Regions from separate parts of the Homo sapiens genome. Here regions 2, 3 and 4 are each linked to region 1. A link is a contact called in ENCODE Hi-C or POLR2A ChIA-PET data. All regions are on one chromosome and are shown on one strand. The core of a region is the stretch at or near the end of the contact, and the rest is flanking DNA. Distances in the headings are between cores, read along the strand shown. Region 1 holds the start of HK1 (hexokinase 1). Region 2 holds the start of SGPL1 (sphingosine-1-phosphate lyase 1). Region 3 holds the start of SIRT1 (sirtuin 1). Region 4 overlaps PALD1 (phosphatase domain containing paladin 1).

Evidence for each region. A loop is a pair of places that touch in the nucleus more often than their neighbours do. ChIA-PET counts read pairs that join two places held with the same protein, here RNA polymerase II (POLR2A). Pooled maps may share reads with other maps.
Region 2: a map of naive thymus-derived CD4-positive, alpha-beta T cell shows a loop between it and region 1 (8-fold over the local background). The contact joins the promoter of SGPL1 here to the promoter of HK1 in region 1. A Hi-C loop is called at or near these places in 1 of 168 maps with a recorded cell type or tissue (naive thymus-derived CD4-positive, alpha-beta T cell) and 6 of 50 pooled maps. POLR2A ChIA-PET finds 5 or more read pairs at or near these places in 1 of 52 experiments (GM12878).
Region 3: a map of K562 shows a loop between it and region 1 (18-fold over the local background). The contact joins the promoter of SIRT1 here to the promoter of HK1 in region 1. A Hi-C loop is called at or near these places in 1 of 168 maps with a recorded cell type or tissue (K562), 1 of 37 single-sample maps with no recorded cell type and 6 of 50 pooled maps.
Region 4: a loop to region 1 is called in a map with no recorded cell type, with 5 times the contacts of the local background. The contact joins the enhancer-like site here to the promoter of HK1 in region 1. A Hi-C loop is called at or near these places in 2 of 37 single-sample maps with no recorded cell type and 2 of 50 pooled maps. POLR2A ChIA-PET finds 5 or more read pairs at or near these places in 2 of 52 experiments (B cell and Panc1).

Annotation. Positions count from the first base shown.
Region 1 is chr10:69,317,540-69,320,132 of GRCh38, reverse strand. It overlaps HK1 (hexokinase 1), which reads right to left and starts at 1,286. Exons shown (of 18, transcript NM_000188.3): 1 at 1,123-1,286. The coding sequence starts at 1,185. RefSeq lists enhancers at 703-752, 2,043-2,272 and a silencer at 1,053-1,732.
Region 2 is chr10:70,814,656-70,817,248 of GRCh38, reverse strand. It overlaps SGPL1 (sphingosine-1-phosphate lyase 1), which reads right to left and starts at 1,301. Exons shown (of 15, transcript NM_003901.4): 1 at 1,123-1,301; 2 at 369-438. The coding sequence starts at 395. RefSeq lists silencers at 886-995, 1,076-1,165, 1,186-1,505.
Region 3 is chr10:67,883,365-67,885,957 of GRCh38, reverse strand. SIRT1 (sirtuin 1) reads right to left here and starts at 1,302. Exons shown (of 9, transcript NM_012238.5): 1 at 807-1,302. The coding sequence starts at 1,236. RefSeq lists silencers at 597-716, 513-807, 1,242-1,426, 927-1,466, promoters at 1,234-1,409, 1,236-1,447, 1,235-2,266, 1,237-2,593 and enhancers at 1,547-1,706, 1,727-1,786.
Region 4 is chr10:70,488,997-70,491,589 of GRCh38, reverse strand. All of the region lies in intron 1 of PALD1 (phosphatase domain containing paladin 1), which reads right to left. Among named protein-coding and RNA genes, the nearest start is that of PALD1, 12 kb to the right of the region's middle. RefSeq lists a silencer at 1,268-1,367. Within about 2 kb of position 1,274, at least 2 of the 41 ENCODE cell types and tissues checked have a DNase peak (open chromatin) inside an H3K27ac peak, as active enhancers do; they include B cell, where a contact is called at or near this core.

The DNA of each region.
Region 1 (2,593 bases), core at 37-2,536:
CTATGGTGCCAGATGAGGGAGTCATCTTAGATGCACAGGAAGAGGATGGAACACCCTATGGCTTGCCGGGCAGAAAATCAAGGCCTGTCACTCCTGCCTTTCACCTGTAGAACTCCACCTGTCTGAACGCCAAAGTCAAGATGACTTTGCCAGTCCATCCCAGCTAACCCCAGCAATAACGTCACCACGTTCAGGGTGGGTGGGCCTGGAGCCTGTACCAGACCTGGCACTGATAAAACGGGCGTCTTTCCCTACAGCTTAGGCTGTTTCTTTAAAATATGGTAGCACAGCTGGCAGAAGAGACAAATACACCTTTAAGACCTGCCAGCGGACAGTATTTTACACTAAGATGTCAAAGGCAACAACACCTCAGGACAGGAGGATGCATGCGTCCAAGTGCTAGAACAAGCATGCCACAGGCGTCCACCCAACTCAAATGACCAGTCGCTTATTTGAGCTCCTGTGCTGGCTAGAAATTACAGCTTAAGAGGAATAAAAAATTCCATTCAGACGTGCCGCTCCAGACACGAGGCCTATGAGCAAAGTTTCCGGTGGCCTCGCCGCCCCTCCCCGTTCCGGGAAGCCGGGCGGGTCACCTCGTCCTCAGATTAACGAGCAGCTCAAACAACTGGGAGAGCCCGGCGACAGCTTCTCCGGGGCACCCGACACCCTCCGCCAGGAACCCCAAATATGGGAGGCCTGGCCTCCAGCCAGCACCCCCGCCTGCTGCTCGATCACCTCCCCAGCATCTCCATGATCACACCTCCTCCCACGGCGCTCGGACCCTCCCGAACAGGCCCTGCGGAAGGGCCCACCGGCCACCTCCCCGCACAGCCCGGGGGCCTATCTGACATCCAGGGCCCGTTTCAAGGACACTGCAGCAGGCAGCCCGGTCTCGGGGGTCTTCCGCCCGATTGCCCCCCTCCCAAAAACGCACACACACAGAGACACTGACAATGCCGGTAGAATCGAAGGCGAAGGCTTTCCTTGCGCCCTGCAGTCCAACTCGATGCTGGCCCGGAGAAGGCCGGGCGCCGGAGGATGGAGGCAGCGGAGGCGGCGAGCGGATGCCGGAACGCAAGGCTGCGGCCAGGACCAGCGGCGGCGCGGGCGGGGGCTCACCTTTTTGACCTGGTCATCCTTCAGCTCCGTGAAGTAATAGGCCAGGAGCTGCGCGGCGATCATGCTGGCGGTCGGGGTCGCGGGGCGGCAGGCGTGGGGACGGTCGGTCCTCCGCAGCCCTGGCGAGCCGTGGTCCTCCGGCGGCTGCTCGGCGGCTCCTCCTCCTCCTCCTCCCCCGGCTCCTCCCCCTCGGCCCGGGGCGCGGCGACAGCTCGCGCGCTCCCGGTCTCCGCGCTCCCGTCCCCTGGAGGGTGACAGCCGCCAGCCGACCCACCTCCTCCACGCCCATTGGTTGCGGCGCGCCTCTGCAACGCCCGGCGGTGGCGTCCCGGCCGGGGAGCGGGGACGCGGCGGCCGCTCCCTCCTGCGCCGGAAAGGGGGCGGGCGACGCAGCGAAATCCCCCCCGACCCCGCATCATCCTGCACGTCCCCCACGTAGGGAGCCGATGCGGGCCTTCACGCGTGGCGGCGCCGTGCCCGGGTGGGCCGTGCCAGGCGGGGAGGTGCGAGGCGCAGGCAGGAGGCACCGCCCGGCTCCGCCGGGACGAGAAGCCCCTAGGGCTAGTCTAGGGACTGGCAGCCCCGGGGGCACGAAGGCGGTCCCATTCCTCGGAAATGAGGGCTCGCCCCTAGGAGTCCGGTGGACGCCGAGGTGCCGGAGGGGACTTGCAGAAGTGGGCGTGGAAAGCGGGCGGAAGCGGGAGCCGGGGACGCTACGCAGTCCTCGCACCCGGGTCCCGCGCCTTCCTCACCCAGGCCGAACGCACCGGCCTACCTGGGTCTTCAGCGGCAGTGCATCACCTCTCCCCGGCGTGCCCCGCCTAATCTCCAGCTGGCAGATTTGTATTGCTGAACCCAAAGCGACACCCCAGAGCACCCGCCCCCGAGTCACCAGCTCCGGTGGCTCTCCCTCAGGGCGCACTCCCTCTGGGCGGGACTTGGGCCACAGGTCGTGGCCTGTCCCCATCCTCTGGGCCTCCTCTTGCTCTTGGGCATCCAGGCCCACTGGGACTTGGGGCACGGTTCAGCGCCCCTTCCCAGGTGCCGTGTTTTCTACTTTCCCAGAGGAAGTTACGTAGGATGGGAGGACTCCCTAGAGGTGCTACCAGGACAGCCACTTTAGGATTCTTAGATTAATTATTTCTGTGTTCCGGAAGCCTCCAGGAGCTTTAGTGCCTTACAAAATGACATGTAATGAGCTCAAATATACAAACAAGTTGTTGCTATTCTGGTTAGACAGGTAAGGAAATTGAAGCTCAGTGAGGCCTCAGTCTTGCTGGACTTTATACAGCCAGGAAGTTGTAGATCTAGGATCACAGCTTGGATCTGTGAGTCTTTGAAGCAGGTGCTCACCTCTAGGGTTTGCTGTGGTCCCAGTTGTATAGAGCCCCTCTGCCTAAATAGGTCACTTTCCTGCAACCAAGTCTGCACCATATGGTGCCCTGAGATCCAACCCCCAACCTCTACCCTA
Region 2 (2,593 bases), core at 52-2,551, 1.5 Mb before region 1:
TCAGGAGTTCAAGGCCAGCCTGGCCAACATGGAGAACCCCGTCTCTACTAAAAATACAAAAATTAGCCGGGCGTGGTGGCGTGCGCCTGTAATCCCAGCTACTCAGGAGGCTGAGGCAGGAGAATCGCTTGAACCCAGGAGGCAGAGGTGGCGGTGAGCCGAGATCATGCCACTGCACCCCAGTCTGGGCAACAGAGTGAGACTCCGTCTCCAAAAAAACAAAACAAAACAAAACAAAATAAAAGGTGGCAAAACGCTCAGCTACCAAAAGCAAGCATCAGAGGTGAAATCTACACACTGGGATCCTTTGGACTAAAAAAACGGAGACAAATGCCTTGGAACCAGGAGGATGTCTGCAAAAGGCTCACCAACATCAGAAGGTCTGTGCTAGGCATCTTCCTCTTCCAGCCTCCTCTCCGCGCTCCCCTTTTTCAGACTCTGTAAAAGGGAACCAGGTTTGTTTACTTCTAGAGCTTTAAACTGTCTCGCCAGCCCGCCTAGATTCGCCAGAGCAGCCAAGTTATGGTTCTCTCCCTCCTTTGAAGGCTCAGATTTCATTCCCAGATATCACAGTCCACCCCTAGCACCCCAGACCAGCGAATCAAAATCCTGCTGCAACTAGGTTTCCCTCCCACAGCTGATGAAACTAATCCAGACCCAGACTCCCACAAAGCATTCCACCCAGGTGGAAACTAGGGGAAACGCCCCGTCTGCGCGCGATCGGGGTGGGGAGCCCAGCCCAGGCCACCTAACCCGGGCTGAAGGTGCCGAGGCTACCAGGGTCCTGCCTCCTCCGCACTCCCTTCAGAATCAGCACGGCCTCGCTCTCGTTGTCACCCCTCCCGTCGGAGGACCAGCAAATCCTGGCCGCCCATGCCTACCCCGCGGCAGGCGTGGGCTCCAGACCCGCCCCACCGCGGCCCCGCGCCCGCCCGCCGTCCACTTGCTTGGACCTCAGCGGCTGGTGCCCACGCCTTCAGCCCGCCCCCGCCCCCGCCCCGGCCGCAGCCGCCCCGCCGCCTCTGCCCGCCCTCGGCCCACCCGGCCCCTGTCCTCTCCTCACCCCGCGGCGCCTCCGTCCCGACCCTCACCGCCCCCCGGAGCCCGCGGCGGCCCCTCCACCTCCTCACGCCGGAACCAGCTTCCAGTCTCCTTCCCTCGAGCACCCGGCCGGCTCCACCTCCTGCGTCTCCCTCAGCACGCGACGGACTCGCAGGCCGCGAGACCCAGGCTCCCCTGTTGCCGCCGCCGCCGCCGAGATTGGAGGCCCGGCAGCCGCCGGCCTCGCCCCTCCCGGAAATGGCTCCGGGGGCACCGGCCCGGCTCCCGGACCCTGGCGTGCGCGGCCCCGCTGCTACCAGCCGCGCGCACGCCCAGACCCGGGCCCCACGGCCTGTGCGCGCCGCCTACCGGCCAGGCAGCGGGCTGCACCCAGACCCTCCAGTGAATGTCTCAACCAGGCCGTCCTGGGGCGGCTGTGGTATCCCGACGGTCACCAACTTCTCTTCCAAACTGCCTTGGACAAAAAACTTTCTTGTCACATTTGGTCACTTGGAGCCTCCTGAGAGAGTAGGTCTGCAGGGCATTGTACAAACTAATCCAAAACAGCCACAGAGTTGGGTCTCTTTCCTGGGCCAGGGACTTCATTTTTCCATCGAGGTCAGTGGTGCCTGAAGAAAAGCAACAAGGAAACTTATTTAATGGAAATATCATCCTCATCCTCCCCTCCACCACTGCCCCCCCCCACCCCAAAAATAAAATGGAGAGCAGAGGCTACTCTGCCATCACTACTTTCATGAGCAGTGCTGGGAATCACCTTATACACAAGTGCAAGGGCCCACTGGGATCACAAAGGTCGCCTTCATTTCCAGATGAAAAAACTAAGTCTCAGCTGGGTGTAGTGGCTTACATCGGTAATCCCGGCACTTGGGGATGCTGAGGCGGGAGGGTTGTCTGAGCCCAGGAGCTCTAGATCAGCCTGAGCAACATAGTGAGACCCCCAACTCCAAAAAGAAAAAGAAAAAACTAAGTCTCACATAGGTTTCCCATGACTTGTCCAGGTTGTCATAACATTGCTTTAGTGGTAGCAGAAGGCAGTGCAGTTACATGGAACCAACTGGTCAGTGACCTGCATTCAAGATTTTTTTTCAATAGATTTTAAAATGACACCTAGATAGACTCTTGAAATCTCTCAAACAAAAATGACACTAATGAGGGTACCCAATTCCATCCCCTTGGAAAATGTTGCCATGACACTAAAATTAGGGCATCATCACTACCGTCATTATCCACATGTAGTGCTTTCAGGATGAAATGTACTATCACAGCTGCCCTCCTCTGCATACCCCATCGGCACTTCCCACTTCCCCAGCCATAATGGTTAAGGCCCTGAAAGACTATGAACAGGTTATCTTTAGGCCTCCTCACCCCCATTCCGTCAGAACTCCCAGACATTTCTACCATCCAGAGCCCCTGACTCAGGCATGAACACCCCCATACCCTTAGCCCCCTCACTACTATTCCCCAGCAGACATGCATTCTCAGTGTTTGAGGGTCAGAAAATGTTCTGGGGCCTCCTGCCAATGCCTACTCA
Region 3 (2,593 bases), core at 53-2,552, 1.4 Mb after region 1:
AAAAAAAAAAAAAAAAGAAACCTTCAAGAACATGACAACTGCAACATATCTGCTTCATTATGCTAGAAGTGTTAAGTTTGTGTCTCAATACTACATACATACAAAAAAAGCATGTTTAGCCCAAACACCATTACCGCACAAGAGCAAGATTAGAATAAAAGTAATATGAACAGCTCTAAAAGTACTCTCTCTCCCATACCCACTCCTAACTGCATTACAGAATGGTAATGTCTTCAGGAACAGCCACGTTCTTTAAATTTTGCAAGCTGTGACTATAGAAACAGCTTTCCTCTTTCAAAAATTGTAATTTCAGTCATAAAAATATAGACCAAAAAAAGCAAACTGCACAGGTGTCAAGTTTGCAAAAAGCAATTGAAAACGCAGACCAACGGGACAGCCAAAAAGTTGCAGACTTAAGTGTGCTGGGGGGTAGAGGAGAAAAGCAATGAAAATAAAAAATAAAGAAAAAGAAAAAAAAAGCTCTAACAAAAGCAATATGCTAAAAGAGTAAGAGGGGGAGAGAAACTTATTTTAAAGCGACTGCGAGAGTCTCCCGACCTGGCTGCTGCGGAAAGAACAAGGCCGCCCAGGCGGGCCACGGACGGAGGAAAAGAGCGAATCCACTGGCAGCTCGCGCAGTAGGAACCGCAGCCCCGGAGGAGCGCGGCTGAACGGAGGGCCGGGGTGGGGAGGGGAACGCCGCGGAGCCTGCCCCGAGCCCCCAGCCGCCCTCAACCTCAGGCCAGTAGGAGCCCGGGGAGAGGGAGGAGGAGATGCGCAGTTCCGGCCGCCCGCACCCTGCGCACCTCGGTACCCAATCGCCGCCGCCGCCGCCTCTTCCTCCTCCTCGCCCTCGTCGTCGTCGTCTTCGTCGTACAAGTTGTCGGCCAGCGGTGGCTCCCGAGATGGGCCCTGCAGGCCCGGCCCATTGTCTCCTTCCCCAGCCGCCGCAGTCGCCTGGGCCTCTTGCTCCCCGCCTGCCGCCGCCGCCTCTGCCTCCGCCTCCCGCCACAGCGCCGCCGCCGCCGCACCCGGGCAGCCCCTGGCCGCCGCCGGCACCTCACGCTCTGGGGCCGCCCCACCGGGCTCGCCCGGGCTCCGCTCGAGGCCGGGACCATCTCTCCGCGGCCTCTTGCGGAGCGGCTCCCCGGCGGGGGACGACGCGGCCTCCCTGTCGGCCCCCGCCGCCGAGGGGGAGCCGCCGGGCTGAAGGGCGAGGGCCGCCTCGTCCGCCATCTTCCAACTGCCTCTCTGGCCCTCCTCCCTCGCCTCCTCTGCTCCCGCTCGACGCGCGGCACTGGCGCCCCCGCGGCTCCGGCTGCGGGAGATTTAAACCCCATCACGTGACCCGCCCCATCGCCGCCCCCGCCCTCTCGGCGCTCCCGCCACCCACGCGGGCCAGACCACAACACTACGGGTCACGTGGCGGGCGGAGGCTGTTGCGTCTACCGCTCCGCCTGGGCTGGAAGCGCACTCGGCCCCGGCGGCCGGCGGCCCTTCCTCTTTGTGGCGAGCGTGTAGTGCAGCCAAATTCGCCCCTCGGCCGCTTTCTCAACTTCTCTTTCAAACTGACCTCAAATCACTACCGCCGGAACAGCTCAAGTTTTGGTCCGCCCTGGGAATTTCCACGTCTTCCTGAAGTGTACACCTGGCCTGCCTTAGCCTTGTCTATATTTAGCTAAGGGTTAAAACACAGCTGAAGCTGGCTAAGACTTAGCTCCCTGAAATACGTTGGATAGTCGTTCTGTTTTGTTAATAAGTAGGAAGAGAGGCAAAAGGAGGCGGCTCCTTTCCCACTCTCCTCACACCGTTCTGACAGCTCCTCTTTTGCTCCTTTTTCTGCTCCTTGCTTTTCTCCTTAGTCGGTTGCTTTTTTCCCCTCTCTCCCATCACTTGTAGGGTGGTATACATTGTAAAATCCTTGAAGGCATATGTCCTCCTGGGAAGACCTTTGACGTGGAGGTTTGGAGATCAGCCGATCTACTTTCTGGCCCCAGCTTGGCTTCAAACGTGTGTGAATTCCCTCCTCCGGGCCTCAGTTTTCTCACGTGCAGAATGGGTTTGTTGGGTCAGTATGAGAGCATGGGAAGGAAATGACTTGGCCTCCATGCACATCTGCCCTTGGTTAAAATTTGGAGTCCTTCCTTTCTAGCGTGAGCTATCTAGCCGTTTCTAAACTTAATTTTTCTCATGTCTTAAATGGTAATAAGTATTTTAAAACGTCATAGATTTAAATGAGATAACCAGATGTAAAACGAGGGGTACCTAGTAGTTCAAAAGGCTTAGTGGAAAGCCCTTCCACTTTCCTCTCTCCCTGAAATTCTGGCACACTGTGACTCCATATCTAATCTTAACTAAGGACCCATATAACCCATGGTAGATCTAGAGCCAGTGTTTGTTATGGCATCTGCCTGGAGCACAGCGTTTCTATCTGTTTAAAGGACCTCTACGAGTTTATGGTACACTGTCCCTTAAGCCTAGTATGGGTTCTGGCCATACTGCATCAATTACCTGCGTGACTTTAGGCAACCAACTTAAAGCTGTTTCTTCATCCTTAAAATAAAAAATAAAAAGCTGGAAATATATCGCTAAG
Region 4 (2,593 bases), core at 25-2,524, 1.2 Mb before region 1:
TGAGAGCATCCCCTGGTCATCTGAATAACCATCTCATAAGCAAGCAGTGCCCTACAATTTGAGCCTCAAGTTTGCTCCTGTGTTTACAATCCAGTTCCTTCTCCATGAAGGCCAAATGATATCATCACACACAGCACAAAGAAAGGTTGTGATTCAAATAGGAAAAAAAAAGCAGGTGGGGAGGGAGAACAGAGCCACCCCATAGCCCATGGCAGCCTGGAGGTGCCCAGTTCAAAGGCCCAGCCTCTTAGCAGTCAGGACCATGTGCATGTTGACAGCATCTGTGTGAAGTGAGTAAAGCCCATCTCTGTGCCAAATTCCTGATTCCTACAAGAAGTGGGTTTAGGCTGGGCACAGTGGCTCACGCCTGTAATCCCAGCACTTTGGGAGGCCGAGGCAAGTGGATCACGAAGTCAGGAGATCGAGACCATCCTGGCTAACATGGTGAAACCCCGTCTCTACTAAAAATACAAAAAATTAGCCAGGCGTGGTGGCAGGTGACTGTAGTCCCAGCTACTCAGGAGGCTGAGGCAGAAGAATGGTGTGAACCCAGGAGGCGGAGCTTGCAGTGAGCCCAGATCGCACCATGCCTGGGCGACAGAGCGAGACTCTGTCTCCAAAAAAAAAAGAAGTGGGTTTAAGAGCCACTACAAGCAGATTTCAATAATGCCACTATTCCATGCTTATCTTCAATCAAACAAGCCAGCTTTCCGAGTATCGGGCAATACCCCATTAAAACAGACATTCAGGGATTGCTCACACGTAGTCTAGGCTTAAATGTGAGGTCTGATTACCCCAACCCGTCCCATCAGCCCAACATTATTAGTACTTCCCTATACAACAGGCCCAAGAAACAGAGGCAGGGAACACAGGAGAGGCCCAAGGGCACAGCTCTCTACCATCAACCCAAGGCTGGCAATGTAGGTGCAGTTAACATCCTTCCAATTAAAGTAATTGTTCATTGGAAATGAGTTGGCTTTCTGGTTTTACTACTATTTCCTGTTTTTTTAATAGTTTTGTAAAAACTTTAAGTCTAAGGTGCTTATGCCTGGTCTTATACACATTTCAGTTATATTACAGTAAGAATAATGTCAATCAGCAAGTGAGGGGTTTGTTGTTGTTTTTCAAAAGGGAGTCCTGAGCTCAGGAGTTGAAGACCTGGGCAACACAAGACCTTGTCTCTATTAAAAAAACTTTTAAATTAGCCGGATGTGGTGGCACATGCCTGTGGTCCTAGCTACTCAGGAGACTGAGGAGGGAGGATCACCTGAGCCCAGGAGGTTGAGGCTTCAGTGAGCCGTGATTGCACCACTGCACCCCAGCCTGAGCAACAGAGTGAGACCTTTAAAAAAGAGAGAGAGAGAGAGGGCCAGGCGTGGTGGCTCATGCCTGTAATCCCAGCATTATGGGAGGCCGAGGCAGATGGATCACCTGAGGTCAGGAGTTCAAGACCAGCCTGGCCAACACGGTGAAACCTCATCTCTACTAAAAATACAAAAATTAGCTGGGCATGGTGGCAGGTGCCTGTGATCCCAGCTACTCGGGAAGCTTAGGCAGGAGAATCGCTTGAACCCGGGAGGCGGAGGTTGCCATCAGCCGAGATCACGCCACTATACTCCAGACTGGGCAACAGAGCGAGACTCCATCTCAAGAAAAAAAAGAGAGAGAGAGGGAGTCTACAAAAAACCCATATGTTGTATGATTTCATTTATATGAAATGTCTAGAATTAGCAAATCTATAGAGATACAGAGCATGCTAGCGGGCTGGGGGTGGGGAGTGACTACCAATGGGTACTGGGGTATCTTTTGAGGTTGATGAAAATGTTGTAAAATTAGACTGTGGTGAGACAACAGCTCTTTGAATGTACTAAAAGCTACTAAATGAGTGAATTGTACAGCATGTGAATTAGATCTCAATAGGGCTGTGAATTGGAAGTCCACGTATTACCCACATTTGAGCAGCACTGAGCTGCAGAAAGGGAGACATCCACAAACCCACCTATGCAGAGCTCCCTGCCAGGTCCTCCCCTCCCCCTACAGGATTCCTGAGCCCAGGATGAGACCCCAAGTCACAAGACAACCCCTTCCTGGGTAAGCAAGTGGCTGCCCTGGAACCACCACACAGGATTCCTATCTCCCAGAACCCATGTCTTACAATTAAGGCACTACTTTGTACTGTTAAGTTAGGGAAAACTTAAAAACAATGAAAACAACCAACTTTAGGATGCAGGGGATGGGGTTCATCTACACATCGATGGCAGTGTCAAGGAAAGCAGCATGACATAAGACTCAGAGCACCTGGGACCCCACTGGCTGCAGTCTCATTGGTTGGGGTTGGGGTGGGGCCAGGAGGGTGAAAATCTGAGCCCAGGCAGCCCCTTCCTCAGAGGCCACAGGCATCCCATCCTCCACCCACGTAGGCTGGGCAAGATAGCTATTGGGAGGCCCCTACAGGCTGCCTAAAGAGACTTTGGCAAGGGGCAACTCCCCAAGGGTCCCTCTTCTGTCAACCCAACGAACTGCCCTCTCCTGGGCCTATTCCTTCCAGTGACACTTCAGAGAGACGGGAAGAAGCCCCCACCAGCGGCAGCCA